2 separate regions of the Homo sapiens genome follow, and region 1 is linked to region 2. Evidence: chromatin loops called from intact Hi-C (ENCODE). Cell type or tissue: sigmoid colon. All regions are shown on one strand. Each heading gives the region's core, and the rest is flanking DNA. Links, peaks and the distances in the headings are about the cores only.

The links. Peaks named below come from ENCODE experiments on the same cell type or tissue, not always from the same donor. Only the 100,000 strongest peaks of a DNase experiment are listed, where the experiment ranks them.
Region 1: it touches region 2 in a loop (4-fold over the local background); 1 of 110 quality-filtered maps calls a loop at or near these places.

Annotation. Positions count from the first base shown.
Region 1 is chr16:86,148,156-86,154,776 of GRCh38, forward strand. No RefSeq gene overlaps it. Among named protein-coding and RNA genes, the nearest start is that of LINC01082, 45 kb to the right of the region's middle. In sigmoid colon, for the core only: no CTCF peak of the experiment used is centred there; DNase peaks (open chromatin) are centred at 3,206, 3,586 and 5,121; H3K4me3 peaks cover 580 bases; H3K27ac peaks cover 2,558 bases.
Region 2 is chr16:86,456,958-86,465,247 of GRCh38, forward strand. No RefSeq gene overlaps it. Among named protein-coding and RNA genes, the nearest start is that of FENDRR, 48 kb to the right of the region's middle. In sigmoid colon, for the core only: a CTCF peak has its summit at 5,480; DNase peaks (open chromatin) are centred at 5,484 and 5,774; H3K27ac peaks cover 2,956 bases.

The sequences.
Region 1 (6,621 bases), core at 122-5,121, 310 kb before region 2:
ATACCCTGCGTTATCCATGGCTCTAGAGGGTAGCACAAAGTTAAGAGAGTTGAATCCTAGTTTGGGTTTGCCTGCAGACTTTCTCTGCAGTGTTACTCAAATGACTTACCATCACTTGGCCTTGCTTTTCCCATATGTCAGGTATAGAACTTAGCCTTAATTTCTGATTTTTATTCTCTTTTATTCAGTCCTTGTGGTTGCATGGAGGTGTCTGAGCAAATACCTTGGGGGTGTGTGAAAATATAGTTTTTTTTTTTTTTTTGAGACGGAGTCTTGCTCTGTCGCCCAGGCTGGAGTGCAGTGGCACAATCTCGGCTCACTGCAAGCTCCGCCTCCCAGGTTCATACCATTCTCCTGCCTCAGCCTCCTGAGTAGGTGGGACTACAGGCACCTGCCACCAAGCCCGGCTAATTTTTTGTATTTTTAGTGAAGACAGGGTTTCACCGTGTTAGCTAGGATGATTTCGATCTCCTGACCTCATGATCTGCCCGCCTCGGCCTCCCAAAGTGCTGGGATTACAGGCGTGAGCCACCATACCTGGCCAAAAATATAGATTTCAACCAGAACTCCTTACCCTATTTATATCAAAACCACTTCATGTATATTTACTTCACATATGGATGTTCCATATAAGACTTCATATGAAGAATTGCTGTTAAATAAAAAAATTGAGAAATAACTATACAAAAATATCTGGGCGACATGACAGGTCTATGTCACATTCATTCAGCAGAATCAGTATCTTGGTTCATATGAGCATTGTCAACAAATGATCCTGGGAATGCAGCCATCCTTACAGAGCTTTTAGAACATCAAACAGTGTGAGGATAATAATTAACATTATGAGCTAAATTGATCCTCAGATTAAGAAGAATTTTATGTCTTTTGAAAAATTTTAAGTAATTTTACACTGTTAAAAACAAATAGTAGAGGCTGGGCGTGGTGGCTCATGCCTGTAATCCCAGCACTTTGGGAGGCCGAGGGAGGCGGATCGTGAGGTCAAGAGATTGAGACCATCCTGGCTAACACAGTGAAACCCCATCTCTACTAAAAATACAAAAAAATTAGCTGGGCGTGGTGGAGGGTGCCTTTAGTCCCAGCTACTCGGGAGGCTGAGGCAGGAGAATGGTGTGAACCCGGGAGGCGGAGCCTGCAGTGAGCCGAGATCACGTCACTACACTCCAGCCTCGGTGACAGGGCGAGACTCTGTCTCAAACAAACAAACAAACAAAACAAAAGAAAATAAAACAAAACAAATAGTAGAGTAACACCATCCTATTCATTTGGATAAATGAGTTTGAACAATTTTCATATCCGTCCCTATAGAAGTACCCTCACCCCCAGATTTTTAATATCATTATTGGTGGCATTACTAGATTTTATCCCTATTCTAGGTTAGGTTGTCTTTCCTTGGAGAAAAAAACTGCATTCGGCCATCTGTATTCTAGGAGACCAGGAGTTACTCCACACACATCTCCATGACAAAAGGCTCAGCCCAACCCAATGTCCATGTAGTCATTGAGTAAAAATCAATCTCCACAGCTCTGCTATAAATTAGTCTTAATTTATTAGAGGATAAGTTTTGGCATAAACTTCTGTTGGATCTGGTTATAGCATGGATGTTCCTAACAGAATTTGGTTAGGAAGACTTTAAGAGTAGCATTAGCCTTTGAAGCTGGAGTATTTGCAACATGGTGCATGAGAAATCTATCCAAATAAAATATGCTTCTCTTATAAGAAACTGGGGCATTTATTTGAATTAATAAGGCATGAACAGAAACCAAAGCCTGGTTTGGGGAGAGGGCACTCTGCCAAACAAGCCAGGTTTCACGCTTGATGGATAAGGCAGCGGTGTGATGGGTAAGGATGTAAGACCACCTAGGCTTGGGTTCTGTCTCCATTCCTTTCTAGTTGAGTGATCTCAGGCTGTGTGCGCCTGACCCGTATCCCTCATCTTTAACTTTTAGCAAATGCCAAACTGGCTTCCAACTGCCTGCACCTGTGTTCCTTTGCCTGAGCTCCATCTGGCTACAGGAACTAGCTCTAGCCCTGCCCATGGCAGGATGGCAGTGTCGGCGAAATAATGCTGCAGGGAGGGTCCCTCAGCCAGTGGTAATGGAATGAGTGGGTCACATCCCCAGCTCCTGTCCCCTTAGGTGAACGATCCCAGGAGGATGCCCTACGCTGTTCCATGGGGCGTCCCAAGACAGTGCTCTAGGGACCCCCCAGGGGTAACTTGCTCACTGCGACCCCCTGTATTGCCTTCTTCCTTCCCTGTGTCACTTGCACGAGCTTCCTGACTTGCGTTTTCCAGGACTGCCTTCCAGATAATCTATTTGTGCTAGAATCCTTGTCTCAGGCTCTGCCTGGGAAAAACCCCACCTGGGACAGGAAGAAGTGAACGAGCATGTACCTCTGGCATGTGGCACATGATCCTAACTGACAATCAGTTTTCTCCTTCTGTCTTGGGTAGTCCTGGAGCCTGGGAAGTGCCCAGTTTTAGGGGACAGAAAGGTAACCCCAGCTCCAGGGCAAGAAAAAGTGTGAAGATAAAAAGTCAGGAAGTGCCTTGGGAAGCTGTGCCTCGGTCTCATTCGTGTCTGTCTCCATCAGCCAGCTGGTCCTTGCCTCCCTGAAGGTGACCATGTCAGGGAGAGTTCAGACCACCCTCGGCGTGAGCCGTGACGGGAAGGCGGTGGAGAGGAGGCGGGAGCAGGGTGGGAGCAGAGCATCAGAAGGTGTGGAAGAGAGAGGCTGGGCCTCGGGGAGGCCGCCGGTATGTGATAAGAGGTTGCAACGGCAGCGGGAAGGCTGGGGGCCAAATTCCAGCGTTTTTGCCCAGGTGGAGGAGGCTGGGGGATGCTCTGTAAATGAACCATCTCTGACTATCCCCTTTATCTGTGGCCTGAAACGGTGTGATTTCCTCCCTTGAAAACATCTTCAAGCAGCGTAGATAAAACCTGAGTGTGACTTATGATTCTGCATTCCTGCCATCGTGCCAGCTTGGGCTCCGGAGATTCCTTATCAATTAATGCTTTCTTGCCCAGCCTCCACCTCCTCCTGCTGGGCCCCCTCCTATGGACCAGAGCCCTGAGATTCTGCCAGAGATCAGGCCGGGCTGGCCCAGAGGGAGCCATATTGTACACATTTGTACACAGACACTTAAATAAAACCGCCGGCCTGGCTACAGAGCGCCTCTTTGGCTGACGGGAGAAGCGGCTGGGTTGGGTGCTGGCTGGGGCCTCACTACTGGGTCCCCAGCCCTGAAAGCCTCCCCTGTCACGCTGGGAGGTTCAACTGGAGACCTGAGGAACGCCAGGAAAGTGGTGAGGCTTCTCAGAGGCGGCCCCGTCCGGCTCCGGGCCTGGCGGATTAGAGGAATACGTGGAATTTCCAAATTTAGCATTCAGGAATAGCTTCGTATAAACAAGGGCTGCTTTCGCTGCAGAGATGCGAAGTAGATAATGCCAAAAAAGTCCCCCTTTGTGACTGGATCCTGGGATTCTGCGGCCAACCTCTAAGCTGACTGGGTGCAGACGAAGGGCCGCTTCCTGCCTGGCCCTCTGCATGGGTGGTCGGGCTTAAAAATGAAATATCCAGGCTGACAAATGCTTTTACAAAGGCCAGATTATAAACTGTAAACCTACTGTCAGCTGGGCAGAAGAGAAATCTAAATGCCTCGCTACCATTTAAAGATGTCGTTTGGCCGCAGGACTAACGCACTTCTTGAGCGAGGAAAGCGGCCTTGTATTTATAAATTGGTGTCCGAGCCACAGTGAGCTCGGGATAAGGGAATCTATCAACCAGGAAACAAACAGCCTCCCCAACATCTCAGGGAATCTGAGTATTGTCACAGAAACAAAGTGCTCTGGAGCAGAAGAAAAGCAAAACAGAATTTCTAGAGGGGACACAGTCTAGGGGTGCAGCTACAGTTCGGGGGCATTCAGGTCCACGGAGAGTTTCTAAGGGTGAATTTTCCAGGAGAAAAATAGACCAATCCCCTGCCCAGGAAACACACGACTGGGGGTGGTCCAGGAGGGAAATGAGTTCTCATTTCCCTGGTGTGTGCGGGTGTTTCTGGGAATTCAAACTTATGGCCCCACTAAAGAGCCAGCCTTCTCTCGCAGACCTGGAGCCGTGAGGACTGAAGTGGGTCGGAAGGTCCCGCACAGCACATGCGCCATCCCAGCCTCTCCACTCAAGGCAGAAGGGCAGCAGTGTTCAGGAAACATAGATGCTGGGGGGCTGGGGAAGGGGAAGAGGTCTGCAGGGCTCAGCCACCCAAGGGGGACCTTGCCTGTCCAGACAGAGCCCCTTCTCCCGACAGCCTGTTAGAGCCAGGTCAACAGTGTGAGTGGAGCCGGGACACCTGGGGGTGGGCCACTTGCCATTTCAGTCCCAAGATTCCCATGTCCTTGGACCTGACAGAATTAGGGGATCTGGGATCCTGGGAGGCAGAAAGAGCAAAAGAATGTTTGATGTGGCAAGTTCAATGATCAGACAGTCCTTCTCCACCAGCAAAACCATACGAGAAGTCTGTTCAAATTTTTTATTCAACAAATGTTTGTGGAGCCCCTGCCATGTCCAAGCACTGTTCTAGGAGCTCAGGAAGCACCACTGCACGAAGCAGGCAGCAGCCCATTTTCTTCACGGAGCTTGGGTTCTGGAGGCAGGAGACAGAGAGTGGTTCCCGGACAGCTGGCCAGTGAACCCGGTGAGCTGTGCTGGGACACAGGACACAGAACGGGGAAGGGAGTGGCTTCAGACAGGGGCCAAAGTAGGCCTCAGGGAGAAGGTGACGCTGGGCAAAGACCTGAAGGATGGGAGTGAGCAAGCCAGGTGTGTGCCTAGGAAAGGGTGCTTCAGGCCAAGGGGACAGCTGATGCCAAGGCCCTGGGGCAGGACTGTGCCTGGGGCCGAAAAAAGCAGCAGTAGGGGTAGATAGTGGGAGAGGAGGTTGAAGTAGTGGTGGAGTGCGGTGGGAAGGGGCAGGTGGTCTGGGGCTGCGCTGGGCGATTCGGTAGCCAGGAGCCTCCTGCGGCTCCTTACGTTTCAGTTTAATCAAAAGAAAGTCAAGCTAAAAATCGGCTCCTCCATCAACCAGCTGGATTGCAGGTGCTCGAGAGTCACCAGTGGCTGGTGGCTGCTAGCCCAGGTCTAGAACACTTCATCATCACAGAAAGCTGTAGTCCAGAGCCTTGTAAGGATTGGTAAAGATCATCGTAAGCGCTTCGGCTTCTACGCAGACAGAGGGAAGCCATTGTAGGGTTTTGGACCAGAGGGCTGATGTTTTCAAAAGGTTACCCTGGCTGCCGCGCTGAGAAATGATTCTAGAGAGAAAGGGAGAGCTTCACAGACGTGGTCCAGAGAGGGAAGAGGGCCCTGCCCACTCATCAGGTCCCCTGCCTGGCAACCTGGGACTCTTCCATTAGAAAGGGCCTTTCTTCTTTATAACCTCAATTGCATACCCATATATGTATGTATATATTTGTCTATATAGATATGACATGCATATGTGTGTACGTGTATGTGTCCAGACACACATATATATTTGTATATATGTATATATAATTTTTCCAAAGAGCATGTTTTATTTTTTAACAGCTTTGTTGAGCTATAATTTATAGGCTATAAAACCCAGCCAGGCTAAATGTGCCATTCATCGACTTTTAGTAAATTGAGCGGGTTGTACAACCATCACTACCACCCAGCCTCACTTGGCGCCCACATGGCACTGTGAGCAGGGGCGCACCACAAAGGTGCCCGCTGTGCGTTTTCTGAGCTCTGTGAAGGGCACTCCCAGCGGGCTCAGGTGGGTCTGAGCACTGGCGACAGCTGGAAACTGTCCTCCCCTCGGGTCGGGTCGCAGAGGTGCAAGTGGCTTGTCATGGAGAATTGCTCACACATAAGACGAGCAAACCCTCAGACACAGCCCTTCCAGGGGAGATGGGTCCCATCTGTTCTTGCCCTCCTGACACCCCTCTTCCTGCCTCTGGCCGGCCTTTGCTCCCCATCTTTTCTCAGAATCTCTAAGCACCGTGCTTTAGTCCTGGTTTTTCCAGCCTTCTGGCCAAAAGTATACACAGAGAAAAATATACAGAGAGGTTAGACTCCTTTTCCCACTGAGCTAATATTTAGGGGAAAGAAGATTAAACAGATAGTTCAGGGTTGGCTTGTATTACCACACTATCCTTTAAAAAGTAAAGGGTTTTAGAAAAAAAATCCAACTAAGAGGGGAAAAGTTCAAAGCTCTTGAAGAGAAATGATCATGGTGTTATTGTCAAGTTATGAACTAGAACCAGTGGAGCACCTACTGTGTGCAAGGCCTTGGGGTCAGAGAGATGACAGCCTAGTCTCTACCCTCCAGGTGTTTCCACATTCATTCATTGTTGTGTTCATTCAGCATGTTCCAATTGATGTACCAGGTCTGCTCTACAGAGATGAGGAAAGCTTGGTTCTTGCCTTCCTGATACCCATAGTAAAGTTGAGGACTGGATATGTTTTGCCCAGAATTTTCCTTAGTGTTCTTGAGTTCCTAGGTGTTCCTTGGATAACAAATAGCACAGGAGTTCAAAGAGAAAAAGGGGAGCTAAGGCTTAGCAAGCTCTTCTTCCATTTGGC
Region 2 (8,290 bases), core at 3,291-8,290:
GTTCAAATGATTCTCCTGCCTCAGTCTCCTGCGTAGCTAAAATTACAGGCATCCACCACCACACACAGCTAAATTTTTGTATTTCTAGTAGAGACAGGGTTTCACCATGTTGGCCAGGCTGGTCTCAAACTCTTGGCCTCAAGTGATCCATCCGCCTTAGCCTCCCAAATTGCTGAGATTACAGGCGGGAGCCACTCCTCCCAGCCTCGAATTTTCATTTTGTTACATGGCTTTTTGCAGGGACGGGGTCTCTCCAGACAGAGTATGGGCTTGGGGTTTTAGCAGGTCTGTGTCTGGAGTTGCCTCATCTGTAAAATGGGGAGGTTTTATGAGATTGGGGGGAAGATCCTGGATTACACAGTAAAGGGGCCGTGCAACACTGAAGTTAATATCTTCATCTGTAGCTGATGAAGATCAGTTAGGGAACTTATTTGTTCCTTTCTTGATTTTAGGATAAAAATTAGCATGAGCACCAATGGTGAGCATCCCAGGCATCTTGCAGCCAGCTCCTGCTCATCTTTACAGCCCTGCAAAGTAGGTAACTGACATGTGGGACCTCACCCACAGTCCCTGAGCCAGAAAGACACAGATGGGATTCTGCGTTTCCTCCCAAGCCCGGGTTCTTTCTGTGTACCACATTGTCTTCCACTTGCCTGTTCCAAGGAGCAATTTGGAAACCCTTTTTATTTTGCGCCCACATCGTCGGTGAGCCTCTGGGGCGACATAAGAATGACTCAGGGAGGTGTGCGATGGGGTCCTAGCCAAAGGAGGCAGGCATTTTGATGAATCCCCTCTGCCTGCCCTGCTCTGACTAAGTGGGAACATTGCGTGAGTTCATGTTCCGTCCCTTAGACACTCCTCTATGAAATCATCTTTAAAGCCTTAAGACAGATCTTCTGGTGCTCTCAGATATAATTAATTCCAAACACTGACAGGGTAAATTCTCTCTCTTCCTTATAAATGCTAGACTCATGCAGGAATAATTTGGAAGACCAAACACACAGCAAATGAATCCTAGGGAAGAATCTTTCTCAAGAAGTCTGTGCAGCATTTAACTGCCTCGTCGCCCTCCCCTCCCTTCTCCTTCCTTCCTTTCCAGGCATCCCAGCCTGCTGGCTTGGCTTCCTGGAGAATTGGAATATTCCACTTGGAACATCATCAGGGTCTCAGTGGCCAAAAAAGCCTGTAAGATACCAGAGTCCTAGTTAAGAAAGATTTTTCAAAACCCCATCGATCCTGCTCAAATGTAACCTGTGAAAGTGGAAATTTGTTCAGCTTTTTTGGAAGTTGATTTAGCAATATCTACCAAAACTGCAAGTATGAATAAACAGTGACTTGGCTTCCTCACTGCTAGGGATTTATAGAAAGGAAATAATTAAAGATGTGCGCAAAGAGATTCAACTCTAAGACGTTTTATGCAGTGATGTTTATCTGGATATCCAAAGCTAAGGGACTGAGCAAACACAATCCTAGCTCCTAGTCAGAGACTGGAAATGCAAGTGTCTTCTGCTTTGTGAAATGGAAATACACTTCTGCTCTATTGCTACACAAAAAATTATCGAAGTTGAGCCTAGCTTCACCACTTTTTCAGTGTGCATGCATGCACGTGCATGTGTGTGTGTGAGAAAGAGTGTGGGGTAAGAATACAGATTCTGCAATCAGGCTAGCTAAGTATAAACTACAACCCGATCACTCACTATGTGACTTTGAACAAGTTACTTCACCTCGGTTCAATAAAATGGGGATGTGGCAATGCAAACCTGATAGAACTGTGCAAAGAGAGAATAAGATAATAAACATAAAGCTTTAAGGAGAGTAAAGGCTAAATAAATGCAGCAAAACATGTTTCTAAAGACACAGCAAGGCCGGGCGCAGTGGCTCACACCTGCGATCCCAGCACTTTGGGAGGCCAGGGCAGGAGGATCATTTGAGACCAGGAGTTACAGACCAGCCTGGGCAACAGGACAAAACCCCATCTGTAAAAATAAAATGAAAAAATACAAACTTAGCTGAGCGTGGCGGTACACACCTGTAGCCCCAGCTACTTGAGAGGCTGAGGCAGGAGGATCACTTGAGCCTAGGAGGTCAAGGCTGCAGTGAGCCACTGTACTCCAGCCTGGGCAACAGAGTGAAATCCTGTCTCAAAACAGAAAAACAAAAAGGCACGTCAAAGACACGAATGAAGGACGTTTGAATATTTATAACATGTACCTCTGAATGCTGGGATTACTCAAAATCTCTTTTTCAACTTGCTTATCTGATTTTTCTAGCTATGTATGAACATGAAGAATATGCATCCTTGGATAACCGAGAGGATAAACACTCACATCGCTCAGATGCTTTAGCTCCGTGGGCAGTGTAGTGCTGGGCTCAATCAGCCGGGAAGAGGAAGCGGCTGTCGGGATGAAGTGAAAATGGCAGCTGTAAGGGACGGAGCCCCCGTGCTGGGCACAAGAACACCTGGCTCAGCGCCAGCGTGCTAAGCCTTGGGGTTGGTGCCAGGGTACAGTAGAAAGCAGAGTGGGCAAAGAAGTGAAGGGGGCACGTGGGCAGCCGCTTTCACATGCAGGCATTTCCTGGCACATCACACTCAGAGTCCAGCAGTGCCTTGAATATGATACCAGAGCAGTCTCCTGTGCAGGTCCCTGTGCTGGGAAGCAGCAGCTCAATGGTGTGAGCCTATCCCTCCGTCCTCACCCCTGGGCTCCTCCGCCAGCCGATAAAACAGGGCTCAGAGCATGAGTTGTGGATTCCAACGTGTCTGAGTTTGGGTCAGGCTCTGTCTCCTCCCGGCTATGTGACATTTGACAAGTGTCCTAACCTCTCTGAGCCTCAGTTTCATCATCTGAAAAATAGGAAAAATAGCGACAGTATCCTCATAGAGTCGATGTGAGAATTAAATCAATAATATCAATAGCCCAGCACTTTGGGAGGCCGAGGCAGGAGGATCACAAGGTCAGGAGATCGAGACCATCCTGGCTAACACAGTGAAACACTGTCTCTACTAAAAATCCAAAAAAAAAAAAAAAAAAAAAAATTAGCCGGGTGTGGTGAGCACCTGTAGTCCCAGCTACTCGGGCAGCTGAGGCAGGAGAATGGCATGAACCTGGGAGGCAGAGCTTGCAGTGAGCTAAGATCGCGCCACTGCACTCCAGCCTGGGTGACAGAGTGAGATTCCATCTCAAAAAAAAATGTCGTGTTTATTCTCAGAGGTCATGTGCCAGCTAAATCTACGGCGTTGGGGGCAGGGGGTCCTATTGCAATGAAAGACAGGGAAAATGGATGTGGGAATGGCCAGCAGGTTGCAGGTGACATTACATGGGTGTGGCTTTGCCAATGCTGAGACATGCAGGCCAACACCGGCAAGCAGTACACGGGCTTTGGGACTAGTAGAAGGACCATCAAAGAGCTTTCCAACCACAGGGCTCCTGCTAGAGGCGTAAGTCAGGAGGATGGGAAGTCAGATGAAGCAAAGTAAGGGGACCTTCGGGCAGGTTATAGTCCAGGGTGTTCCCCCAAAGGTAGCTATCTCAGGTCTTCCCCAGTTTCGGAGCTCTGTGGGATGTAACCATTTCCAACACCAGGAGAGGCTTCGAAGACCAGTTGGCCTGTGAAGTGGGCCTCTTTGGACGGGCAGTTTTCCTACAAAGGGAGGCTATTCTGGGCTGGGAACACACCAGAAGCAAGGGTTTGGCGGGGGGCCTGAGTGGGATCTGGCGGGGGCAGTCTCCTGGCCTGTGACTGGATTGTGAGTAATGGTGAACAACTTAGGGGACCTTCTGAAAGGTCCGTGGAAGCCATATTGCAGGGAGAGAGCAGAACTGAAGACTAAGGGAGATTTTAGCCCTCAGGTCACCAACTGATGGCTGAGTAGAGAGAGGAAGCCCACTGGTTTCTGACTTGGACTGCCTGTGCTACAGACCTAGCTCTTCCACTTCCTAGCCATGTGCTCTTGGGCAAGTGGATTAATGTCTCTGAATCTCAGCTTCCTCCTTCTATAAAAGTGGAGAAAAGAGCAGCATCTGCCCCTTTGGGTGTCAGTGAGCATGAATGAGGTCATGCATGCAAAGCTTGTGTCTTTGTGACTGGTAGGTAGGGAGTGCTCTCTGAATGATAGTTAGGGCTGTTATTTTTATGCTTTCATTTGAAATACCTGTATCATGTAACAAATCTTAGTGACCTTAGTGAGCCCCAAACTTAGTGATGTAAAACAGCCATTGCTTATTTAGCTCACAAATCTGTACTGTGGGCAGGGCTCAGCAAGAAGGTTCATCTCTACTCAAATGGGCATGAGCAGAGGTAGAATGCCTGGGGCTGGAGGGTCCACTTCCAAAATGGCACAGCACATGGCTGGCCAGTTGGTGCTGAATGTCAGCTGGGAGCCTTGGCTCCTCTAGGGCTTCCTCACCACAAGAAGGATAGGTTTTCAGAATGAGTGTTTCCAACAGGACCAGGCAGAAGTTGTGTGTCCTTTTGGTACCTGCTCTGGGAAGTCACATAGCTGCACTTTTGCCTGTAGTCATAGGCCCGCTGAGATTCAAGCAGAAGGAAACATACAGCTCCTCCTCCAGATGAGGCATTTTAAGAAGACCTTGGGATGGAAGATCTTGTTGCAGCTATTTTGGAAAATATAATCTGTCAAATACTAACAGAGAATCTGAAAATGAGAGGCAGACATTTGGACAAACCATAACCTCTCTTCTTTCTGGCCTCATACTGTGTAAGCTAGATGTCAAGATAATTCCCAAACAACCAAGCCTGTGTCCCTATTTGGGAAATGGTGAAGAAGAATCAATCCCCCCCAACCCCTGGCAAGTAGGCTTAAGCCACACTTACCAAATCATTAGTGGGTACAGTTGCTAACCAGCCAAGGTCTTCAATAAATAATTCCACAGACTGTATGAACACATGGACTGTTTATCTCACATTTTCAGAAATGGTCTATCTTATAAGCCAAATACACCAAAACCCAAAGATGGAAGATCAACCTCTTTAAGTAAACATTGCTGGGTGCAGAATTGCTCCCTAGAAGTCATCAAGGATGGCATAAAGCAGAAAGACAATAACAAGGGGATGAATTGCTCTCAGATTTTTATTCCTGATTAGACCTGCTTTCCTGCTTGCTATCATCCAAAATATATGCAGGCCCCTGGCTTGAAGCGTTGGGTGCTCATGAGTTTCACAGCCACGGCAAAGGCAGGCTTTTAAAGAGAAGACACCCAGAGTAACTTTGAAATAAAAGCTAGGGTTGGGCAGCCCCTTGGGGGTCCCAGGCTGTGTGCTCCTTTTAATGTGTGCGGATGCAGGGGCCCTGGGGCCCCTCCCTTGCGTGTGGCCTGGTCGATTAAGCCCCAGGAAGTGCTCACGGTCTTTCCCAGCAGCCTTCCAGCTCCATAAAACCGCTGTTATGATGAACTTGATCATGAGTCAACCAAGGGCCTCCATCTCTCCTGCACTCCCTCCGTTTGGCCCCTTGGAGCAGGTGTTTGCTGAGCCTGAGGTCTTTCTGCTTACATAACCTTTGTTCCATTTGGATGGATGAAAAATCTCCCTGAGGTTTATTGTAAACAGTCTTAGGTTCGCCCAAACACAGAAGACGAAAGGTCACCAGATTATTCATGCACGTCTCTCCTCCCCACTTAGCCCTCCCCACCCCCACCGGCTGCTGCCACGTCCCCCACGAGGTCCCATGCCCAACCTCTCCACCAGGCCATCAGTGTGCAGGGCCTGGTGATGGGGGTTCAGGGCCAACTTGGCAGCCATGATGCTGTTCCATGCCCTGCTCAGCAGCCATTTTGGCTGGATCTCCGTGAGGAAGGGCTGGGGGTGGGGAGCAGAGGAAGTTTCTTGACCAGCTGCCATGGATAGAAGCTTGCTCACGGAAAGACTGTCTTTTATGATGCCAGAAACAGGGCTGAGAACTCACGGTGAGGGGCCAGCAAGTTTCAAGGAAAGGAGGGAGGGAGGGCCTGCCTGCCCAACAGGCAGCTGCCGTCCGCATAACACTGTCCATGCTTACCTCCAGAATGTGGTGCATGCAGGGCATTTTACCCACATTTGATATCGTGTTCGCGGGCCCATTTTACAGATGAGAAGCTGAGGCTGGGGCTCAGCGAGGAAGACTAGTCTTTACTCCACTGGGTGTCAGCTGAGGCGGCTTTAATGGAGGCTGGAGGACCCACCTCCAAGATGGCTCAGTACATGCTGGTGGGTTAGGGCCGGCTGTCAGCCAGGAGCTGAGCCCAGGTGGAAGCTGGAAGCCTGGGTTATATTCTCAAAAGAGCTTTCTGTGGCTCCCCATTTAGAAATGTATAAGGGAGGGCTTTGTTTGTTACAGTGACTGGGGGCCCCAGTGAGTTACCTACACACCTATATGCAGGACTCCCTGGGCCAAGATGCCATTAAGAAAGACTGCTGGGTAAGTCACTAGCAGGGTGGCTCTCAGGGTCCAGACCTGCAGCAATGGCGTCACTTGGGAACTTGCTGGGAACTCAGACCCTCAGTTGTCACCCCAGACATCATGAAACCCCAGGGGTGAGGGATGTGGGGGGTGAAGTGGAGGAAGGCCCAGCATCTGTGTTTGCCAGCATCCTCTGGTGCTGCTGACGCAGTCACGTTTGTCATTTGCTGCCTTAGGCTGAGATCGGTCACCCTCAACCCACAGACGCAGGGGCCAGCAGCATCAGTCCATGGAGGATTGGGCTGCCTTTCCCACAGAGTGGCTCCAGGCAGCAGCTGGGAGGGCTGGAAGGGTGAGCTCCCCACCTCCTCTCCTCCTTCGCCCTGTGGGTCTTTGGGATTTAGTTTGGACCCTGCCCAGACCCAGAAAATGGTCAAGACATGTTTTAAGACTTCTCTTGGGCTTTGGTTAAACCAAGAGGGCAATGTGGATGGGGCTCAGGGCCCCCATGTGTGCACCCTGAAGGTACAGGGCTGGCCCAGGGTTAATACTGGGACCGTCGTTCTGGTGGCCTGCATGGCTACAGTGGGAGGGCCAGACTGGACCGCCAAGGATGGCTTAGAGGGGCAGCCCCAGAGAGGGCAGAGGCAGATTCTTAAAGGGATACAGACTCTTTACCCACTGCTGGGCAGCTTGCCCCACAAAGATGACAGTAATGGTGGTGGTGATAATGTTGGTGATGGTGATGATGGTGGTGGTGGTGGTGATGGTGATGATGGTGGTGGTGGTGATGGTGATGATGGTGGTGGTGGTGAAAATGGTGATAGTGATGGTGGTGATGGTGCTGGCGGTGGTGATGGTGATGATGGTGATGGTGCTGGTGCTGGTGATGACGATGATGGTGATAGTGGTGATGGTGATGATGATGATGGTTGTGGTGGTGGTGATAATGATGATGGTGATGGTAATGATGGTGATGGTGGTGGTGATGGTGATGGTGGTGATGGTGATGGTAATGATGGTGATGGTGGTGGTGATGGTAATGATGGTGATGGTGGTGATGGTGATGGTGGTGGTGGTGGTGATGATGATGATGGTGATGGTGGTGGTGATGGTGATGATGGTGATGGTGGTGCTGGTGGTAACAATGATAATGATCGTGGTGATGGTGATGGTGGTGGTGATAATGGTGGTAGTGATGGTGATGATGGTGGTGGTGGTGATAATGGTGATGGTGATGATGATGATGTTGGTAGTGATGGTGATGATGATGTTGATGGTGGCAATGATGATGATGATGATGGTGGTGTTGACAGTGACAGTGATGATGATAGTGGTTGGTCTCACTCTCATTATATAATGTGCAGGCCCTGCAGGAGCTGAACTCCACTTTTGCACTCAGTCCTATCAAGGGTGAGCCTCCTTCCTCACTTCCCTAAAGGAGTAGAGGGCAGCATCATTCTTTACCTGCCTTCCATCATTTTAGATAGTCAAACACAAATGGTCCCAAGGGTGCCTCTGATTTAGCCCCTACCCCAGCACCTTCACGTCGAATCCTCCATTACCACCCCCAAATTACTTCCTGGGATGGCTGGTTGCTTGGAATATGCCCAGACCAGGGTGACCTAGGTCTTTGCTCATCCTACATAACAGCTTTGATAAACACAGGAAATGCGGTTTTGTTTCCAGACATCACTACTCAAGACTGACGGGTGGGACATGCTCCTTCCAGGAAAAGGCCCTGAACCCAGCCTCAAAATTGACCTCCCTGGATCCCAATGCCGGTGGGACCCCTGAGGCCATCCTAAGTCCAAACCCCACCTCCCTAGGAAGGAAACTCCCGGGCTTGTGGCGGGGCTCTCCAACACTCTTCAGGGGGCAATGATATCA